Regions from separate parts of the Homo sapiens genome. Here region 1 is linked to region 2. Evidence: chromatin loops called from intact Hi-C (ENCODE). Cell type or tissue: K562. All regions are shown on one strand. Links, peaks and the distances in the headings refer to the core of each region. The heading gives the core; the rest is flanking DNA.

Evidence for each region. A loop is a pair of places that touch in the nucleus more often than their neighbours do. Peaks named below come from ENCODE experiments on the same cell type or tissue, not always from the same donor. Only the 100,000 strongest peaks of a DNase experiment are listed, where the experiment ranks them.
Region 1: a loop joins it to region 2, with 6 times the contacts of the local background. A loop is called at or near these places in 23 of 110 quality-filtered maps.

What each region holds. Positions count from the first base shown.
Region 1 is chr1:231,089,680-231,094,069 of GRCh38, forward strand. No RefSeq gene overlaps it. Among named protein-coding and RNA genes, the nearest start is that of FAM89A, 52 kb to the left of the region's middle. In K562, for the core only: CTCF peaks have their summits at 2,461 (motif pointing left) and 3,972 (motif pointing right); a DNase peak (open chromatin) is centred at 2,462; H3K27me3 peaks cover 313 bases.
Region 2 is chr1:231,204,835-231,209,224 of GRCh38, forward strand. It overlaps TRIM67 (tripartite motif containing 67), which reads left to right. Exons shown (of 10, transcript NM_001004342.5): 7 at 1,818-1,956; 8 at 4,113-4,390. Among named protein-coding and RNA genes, the nearest start is that of TRIM67-AS1, 19 kb to the left of the region's middle. In K562, for the core only: CTCF peaks have their summits at 2,278 and 2,815; a DNase peak (open chromatin) is centred at 2,257.

The sequences.
Region 1 (4,390 bases), core at 251-4,250, 120 kb before region 2:
AAATATATTATTTTTCCAGGAATGCAAGATAGTTTTAAAATTAGAATATTGATGAACGTGTAATATTTTGCTACATTCATAAGCCCATTTCTTACATCTGTAATAATTCTCTGACATTGCTTTTAAACAAGTCGGACACATGTCTCCCGCCCTCGCTTGCTACACTACACCAGCTGAGAAGTGTTCCTTGGAGTTGGCATAGAGGAAAATGCCAGGGAGATTAGTGAGAACGATTTCAATGCCACGTGGGGAGGCAGGGCCGAAATAGGACCACAGTGGATTGAAGACAAATGGAGGTGAGGACCCTTTGTGAAGCTGTTAAGAGTTGGAAGCAAAGGCCGGGCACGGTGGCTCACACCTGTAATCCCAGCACTTTGGGAGGTGGAGACGGATGGATCACAAGGTCAGGAGTTCAAGACCAGCCTGGCCAAAATGATGAAACTCCGTCTCTACTAAAAATACAAAAATTAGCCAGGCGTGGTGGTGGGCACCTGTAATCCCAGCTACTTGGGAGGCTGAAGCAGAGAATTGCTTGAACCTGGGAGGCGGAGGTTGTAGTGAGCTGAGATGGTGCCACTGCACTCCAGCCTGGGTGACAGAGTGAGACTCCATCTCAAAAAAAAAAAAAAAAAGTTGGAGACAAAAAAAAAAAAGAAAACAACAACAAACAAACAAAGAGATGGAGACAGAAGAACCAAGAGGCAGATACAGTTTCCCAGCTTCCTGGGCCCCTCCTACAATCCCGAGAGGGTTTGTCTGCATTTCCTTCATACTTCCCATTTTAGTTTGCAGTTTTATTTGAGCCTATTCAAATCAATTTCTGCTCTAATAATATTCACCTAAGATAACCGCCTTCTTTGTGAAGGAATTCCTACTTATCTTTAAGACAGAGCTGAAGTTTCAACTTCAATGGGATGTCTCTCAGATGCTCAGACAGATTTGTTTCCTTCTATGTGAACTTGTAACACTTTGTTTATAATCATCTTTATTGTCTAATTTCAATACCAGGTGAGAAGCATCACTTATGACATCACATTACAATCAGTTTTTAAGATACTAATTTCTTTTAATGCCTGGGATATATTAATGGTATAGCCCCAGCAACTGTGTCTTAAATAAATAATATCAGACATTATTAGGTACTGGGCACTGTGTTTGGTGTTTATGCACATCAACTCATCTAGCCTTTATAGCTATGAGATACATACTTTTATTATCCATTTAATAAATTACAAACTGAGGAACAGAGTAACTTGCCCAAGGTCACATAGGTAAGTACTTAGACTAGGGTTCAGATCCAGTCAGTTCCCAGAACCCTCTATTATGATATGGAGGTCATTCCCATCTTAATTTGAAACATTTATTACATTATCATCTTAACTTGAAAGGTTTTTCCAAGGGACTCTGTCTACAATCAGAGGGAGACTGTAATTTACCTGTATATTTACATCTTGCACAGTGACTTCCACGGCTTTAGAAAGGTAAGAATGGGGTCTTAGTGTATTTGCAGGTGAACATAGCTCCCTGAGGTTGATCATTAGTCACTGTGACAGTGACATGGGGCTTAGGAAATGGTGAAGGTGGTAAGAACTGGGGTTTTTTGTTTTTTGTTTTTCTTTTTGAGATGGGGTCTTGCTTTGTCACCCAGGCTGGAGTGCAGTGGTGCAATCACAGCTCATTGGAATCTCAAAGTCATGGGTTTAAGAGATTCTCCCATCTCAGCCTCCCAGGTAGCTGGGACCACAAGTGCACACCACCAAGCCTGGCTAACTTTTAAAAGCTGTGTTGTAGAGATGGGGTCTCGTTGTGTTTGCCCAGGTTGGTCTCAAACTCCTGGCCTCAAGCAATCCTCCTGCCTTAGCCTCCTAAAGTGCTGGGATGATAGGCATGAGCCACCGTGCCTGGCCAGAACTGCTTTCTAAGCTACCTGTTGCTCAGTGTTGCCCACAGACACTGTGAGGTCGTGGTTATTACCCATTTCTTTCACCGTCTAGGATTTGTAAATATCTGTTTTTGAGAATGATGTTCACTAGTTCCACTAGTGCATATTCCCTAGTTCTCATTGATTTCCAGGCCCTGTGCTGAGCACTCTATTATTCCACGCTGTCCTCCTAGTACAGAGGAGGAAGGTCGGGCTGAGAAATATCAGGATAATGTGCATAAATTTTACATAGCCAGGAGGAGATGAAGCGAGAGTCTGACTGCAATGCACGCTCTGAACAACTGTCCTCATGAACACCACGTCACCTACGCTCTGGTCCCTGAATGTGGTCTCTCAGCTGCTCACTGGTATCCAGAGAGCCCAATCTGGGCTCTGGCTGGGTGTTGGGATGTGGTTAACCGGGTTGGAGGAAATCCTTGTTTTTCCTACGGTTGCACCGACTGGTCTTTATGTTGTGTGTGAAATCCGCCCTCCTCAAAGCACACGGAGAAGGTGCTCGTCAGCGTCCCCTGCTGGCCTCAGAATGCTAAAGAGGGTGGATTTATGGGAACTCCCGCAGCCAGCTCTGCGTGGTCACAGTATCCAACATCCAAGCAGATCCCTCTTTCTCAACAACAAACACCACTCTGTTGTAGGGTTGCTAGAGAGCTGGGCCAGCATGTGTAGGGAAATTCATACACTTCCAGCATGTGTGGGGAAATTCACACATTTCCCAAGGCTTTATTGGGGATCATGAAGGGATTTTATTTAAGACAGAGTAAGCTACATGTGGCCAAGGGACCTTGCAAATTTAGTGGAGGCAGCCGGCAAAAAGGAAGGGGTATGGGGGTGGGGGGGGCGGTGGGGGAGGATAGGCCAGAGTCAAATCCTGGCTTCTGCGTTTATGAGCTTTGTAAATTGGTAAGTTGTTTTTCCCCATTAATTCATTGCCTTGTTTTCCCCATCTGTAAAATGGGACTAGCCATGCTCAACTGGCAGTTCTGAAACTTACCCAAGAAGATGCAGCCAAAGTTGCTCAGTAGCTCTTCAGTTAGACTGTCTGTGAAATCCACGTGTGGTTTAGACCCAAACACCCATAGCAATGGTTTGACAATTCCAAATGTAGCTGCTGAAACGAAGAAAATTAAGGGTCTAGGGGAAATCATTTTCTCTCTTGAATATGTTTCTTTAAAAAGAAAAAGAGCCTAATTTAAGTGACAATGTGTTGATTAACAGCTGGGTGTTTCTAAAGGGTTGAAAATTAAGCGCCCAGTTATCTGGTCAACTTTAAAATAAAGGCAGTTAAACACACTCTGGGCTGGGCGCGGTGGCTCACACCTGTAATCCCAACACTTTGGGAGGCCGAGGCAGGCAGATCACCTGAGGTCAGGAGTTGAAGACCAGCCTGGCCAACATGGCGAAACCCCGACTCTACTAAAAATACAAAAATTAGCTGGGTATGATGGTGTACGCCTGTAATCCCAGCTACTCAGGAGGCTAAGACATGAGAATCGTTTGAGCCCAGGAGGCAGAGTTTGCAGTGAGCCGAGATTGCACCACTGCACTCCAGCCTGGGCAACAGAGTGAGACTCTGTCTCAAAAAATGAAAATTAAACACACACACACTCTGTCATAGAGGAATTTCTGGGAACTGTCTAATTAAGGACACCGCTCTGCTCCAGAGAACCTACGGGGTCATGTTCTCACTCGCCACTCCCTTGTCCGCAAAGGGAAGTGCTGCATATATAAAATCACTGAAAGAATCACATGATTTCCTTTATTTCTCTGGCCTTAAAACCTCCCGAGTGGGTAATCTGACTCACAGGTCTAGGAAAAGGGCCATTCAGGATAGTAGTATTGGCGGGTATTTTACAATGGAGCTGCAGACATCAGCACCAGCCTCCTAAGGACACCTTGAAGACGGACACAAAGGATGCAATTCATTCTTGAAGAAGAAGAAAAAAATCCACACAACTCAACCAGGGCCTGCTAGCATTACCAATCCCCACCCTTCCCTTCTGCTTTTCTTATTTCACAGGCTCTGCAGCTCCCTGCAGATGGAGCTGCTGCCTGTACTCCCAGGCTGCTCTTTCCATGGCGAGGCTGACCGTTCTGCTGCCCTCTGCCCTGGGCTCCCATTCAGGCAGAAATTCCCATTAGACGCTCTGTACAGAAGACAGGACTCGGCTGGCAGGTATTGTGCTGGGCTGAATTGGTGCAGCTGCTGTGTGGCATTTTGATTGATGCTGAGTCTGGATGCGACCTTTTAAAATGCAGTTTCCTTTGAAAAGGCAGCTCGGAAAATCACTCTGGCTGTGTGTGTGTATGTTTTCATGTGTGTGTGTTCATGCATGTGCTCTGCACGCTCTGAGTGACTCTACGAATACACGATTTGCTCCTATTGAATTTAACTGAAGCATCCCCAAAGGAGCAAAACAAATTCCTCATCCACAGATCCTTAACAGAAGA
Region 2 (4,390 bases), core at 298-4,297:
CTCTCAAAGAGATGTACATATGTGTCGTTTTACTTTGTGTTTGAAAAATACAGGAATGTAAGAATTATGGAAATAATTGCAGCACTTCCGTGGGAATTACTGAGTCCCATGTGAATATGGGCCAATTAGGGAGGTAAGATGAGATAGCTTGAGCCGGGTCACTGAGTGCAGACCCCAGTCACTCCTGTTGTGCAAATCAGCCAAGAACTGAAAGAGCTCGTCCACCCGAAACCAAGAGGAGAGCCAGTATTTTTGAAATGGGAAGAAAGAAAAGGCTGTTGGGAAATATTAAAAGAAGCAGCCACAGAGCTTAAAAATGGTCCCTCCTCTTTGAGACATGGCCACTAACAAAAGCTAGACCTAAGGGCTAGGGTTTATAAGGAAGAGGGTCTTACAGTAGGAAAAGTGTGGATGTTGCATGCAGACAGACCTGGATTTGAGCTGTGGCTCCTATATGGATTAGCTGTGATCTTAGACCACATTATTTAATTAGCAGAAAATAATGACATGGGAGAGGCAAAAGGCTATGCATTTGGGGGGTTGAATAGGACAAAGGTAACTTTGAAGCTAATGGAGAACAAGATCAATCTTTAGAAAAGTATCTTTGGGGGCCAGGCACGGTGGCTCACACCCGTAATCCCAGCACTTTGGGAGGCCAAGGCGGATGGATCACTTGAGGTCAGGAGTTTGAGACCAGCCTGGTCAACATGGTGAAACCCCATCTCTACTTAAAATACAAAAATTACCCGGGCATGGTGGCGGATGCCTGTTGTCCCAGCTACTCTGGAGGCTGAGGCACAAGGATCACTTGAACTTGGAAGGCAAAGATTGTAGTAAGTCAAGATTACACCACTGCACTCCAGCCTGGGTGACAGAGTAAGACTCTGTCTCAAAAAAAAAAAAAAAAGGAAAGAAAGAAAAGTATCTTTGAGGCCAGATGCAGAAATGTCTCACCCTTTGGAAAGACCAGAAAACAGCAGCTCCAGGAGGGCTAAGGAGTGGAAGATGCCAGCCTCAGGTGTGGGAGGAGACAAAGAAGTGGATGTGCCCGTGGCTCAATAGTCTTGTTGACCAGGTAGACCTTGGCAGAGTCAGGATGTTCCTGGTCAGTATCCTGGCTGGCTGCAGACCCAGGAAGCTTGCCTCACCAGGACCCCATCACGCCTCGCCGCCTCGCAGGCAGAGGGGCCGGGCAGCCAGTAGTAAGGCATTCATGCCCAAGTTGGTCAAGTTCTGTGAGCCAGCCATGACTGAATGTAATTTCCCTTTTTAATAACTTCTATTTGGTAAGAATTTTTTTTTTAATTTTTTGGCTGGGCATGGTTGCTCACACCTGTAATCCCAGCACTTTGGGAGGCCAAGGCAGGAGGATCACCTGAGGTCAAGAGTTCGAGACCAGTCTGGCCAACAAATAGGGAAACCCCATCTCTACTAAAATATATATATATATATATAAATTAGCTGGGCATGGTGGTGCATGCTTGTAGTTCCAGCTACTTGGGAGGCTGACGCAGGAGAATCACTTGAACTCGGGAGGCGGAGGTTTTGGTAAGCCGAGATCACGCCACTCCACTCCAGCCTGGCAACAGAGCAAGACTCTGTCCCTCAAAAAAATAAAAACAAAAATTGTTTAGAAATGGGGCCCTGCAATGTTGTCCAGGCTGGACTCAAGCGATGCTCCCACCTCAGCTTCCTGAGTAGCTGGGACTACACCTGGCAACAGCACTTTTAATGTCAATGTGTTTCCAGAAGCCATTTGCTAAGAGGAGCTTTCCAAATGCTAGAGGAGCCTGGTGAGCAGCATTGCTCTCTTTCAGGAAGTGTACGTCGGTAAGGAGACTTTGTGTACCATCGACGGTCTTCACTTCAACAGCACCTACAACGCCCGAGTCAAAGCTTTCAACTCTTCTGGTGTCGGGCCTTACAGTAAAACTGTCGTCCTGCAGACATCCGATGGTGAGCATCGGGATCTCTTAGTGGGAAGAACAGATTCATCATTTTATCCAGTGACAACCAGACAGCCACTTGTGGCAGCTATGATGATGGGGTAGGGGTGGGGGGTGGTGCTGGGCACGGCTGGGTTCTCCAAGGGCGTGCCCTTCTGGGACCACAGGCGGGCTCCCAAAGGACAAAGATTGACTCCTAGGGCCAACCCACATTTCATCCCGTGGACCAGGGGAAAGGATGAGCTGCTGAAGATGGGGGAGGGAGGAAGTGCAGGGCCGGAGGGGCCGGTTGAGGTGCATACGCCTCACCCTGCTCTGCACACACAGCTCTTTGCTGCACCCACATGGCCTACAAGCCACGAAAGAAACATTCATTTACCCCATTGTGCTGGACTAAATGTGAAGTAGCTAAGGGAGGCTAAACTTCTCCCACTTCTCAAGGGCTGAGGAGTGAGTAGGACAGTCCCAGACAAGAAAACTCCACGATAGATGCAGTGGGCCCACACCAGTCCCTACATTTGAGCCTTTCTCACAGCGGAAAAGTGCCCTTTAATCCCCAGCATCAGAGCTCACATCCAGTGATTTATACACCTACCTGCAGCCTTTTAGGTCTTGGGCAACAACAGCATGTTGATATTAATTCAGTGGAATTTTGATCATCTGAGTTCTTAGCAGAGAGCAATGAGAGAAATAGGAATCACATTCCAAAGAGAGTTCTGCTCCCCCAGGTGTGGCCCAGCCCAGGCTGCAGAGGCAGTTTCCAGCTCCCCACTGCCTCCAAGAAGAGGGCAAATCGTGCATTCATTGTTATCATTTAGTCCACACATCCTCTGACTGCCACAGCTGGATGGTCTCCTAGAGGCAGGGAGGAGTAGGAGCATGAGCAGATGCTGGTGTCAAAAGGCCCAGCCAGGGACACTTTTCTGAAAATGATGCCACCTGCAGAGTCACTTTGTACACCCCTAGAGGAGAGCTCGCTAGCTTCTGCCTCTAGACTCTCCTGCCTGCCCAGAGATGAGCGGTCCTTGCCCTGTGCATTGTGGTCATGACTTTAGAGTAAGGGACTCACTTCTATCAACCTGGGGGGTTGGGGAGCAAAAGGGGGCACCACCTGATGGGCTGCAAAATGGAGAATTGAGCTTTGTGATTTTGGCCACATCACTTCACCTCTCTGTGTCTCAAATCTCCCACCCATGAGGTGGCTCATCAATATCGATTTCCTCCTGTACTTTTTTTTTTTTTTTTTTGAGATGAAGTCCCACTCTGTTGCCCAGGCTGGAGTGCAATGGCACAATCTTGGCTCACTGCAACCTCTGCCAACCTGTTCAAGTGATTGTCCTGCCTCAGCCTCCCAAGCAGCTGGGACTATAGGCGCCCACCACCATGTCCAGCGAATTTTTTTTTTTTTTTTGAGACAGAGTCTTGATCTGTCGCCCAAGCTGGAGTGTAGTGGCGTGATCATGGCTCACTGCAAGCTCTGTCTCCCAGGTTCACACCTTTCTCCTGCCTCAGCCTCCCGAGTGGCTGGGACTACAGGCACCTGCCACCACGCCCGGCTAATTTTTTTGTATTTTTAGTAGAGACAGGGTTTCACTGTGTTAGCCAGGATGGTCTTGATCTCCTGACCTCGTGATCCTCCCGCCTCGGCCTCCCAAAGTGCTGGGATTACAGGTGTGAACCACCATGCCCGGCCACGAATTTTTGTATTTTTAGTAGAGACGGAGTTTAACCATGCTGGCCAGGCTGGTCTCAAACCGCTGACCTGAGGTGATCCACCCACCTCGGCTTCCCAAAGTGCTGGGATTACAGGCGTGGACCACTGCTCCCAGGCTATTTCCTCCTGTATTTCTAACTGTGAGCATTTGGAAGGGTTTTAGAAACCAAGACCAGAAAATGCATCTAGATTTGAGGTTTTGAGGCCTGAAAATCCTTGGCAAGGCCAGGCTCGTAGGGCTGGCAACTTGGATGAACACAGAGCAGGGAGTGTGTGCATGTGTGTACGTTTGTGTGTGTGTGCACGTGTGTGGTAATCATACAGGAAAGACCCTTCACTTCTGGGTGCCGACTTTCTAACAGAAGCGAATGTGTTTGTGTCTCTGAGCCGGTTAGAAACTACTAGCAAATTCCATCCCCTGACCCTGCTCCTCTCACCTCCTCCCTTTTTAGTGGCCTGGTTCACATTTGACCCCAACTCTGGGCATCGGGACATCATTTTATCCAATGACAACCAGACAGCCACCTGCAGCAGCTATGACGACCGGGTGGTGCTGGGCACAGCTGCGTTCTCCAAGGGCGTGCACTACTGGGAGCTGCACGTGGACCGGTACGACAACCACCCAGACCCCGCCTTCGGGGTGGCCAGGGCCAGCGTGGTCAAGGACATGATGCTGGGCAAGGATGACAAGGCCTGGGCCATGTATGTGGACAACAACCGCAGCTGGTTC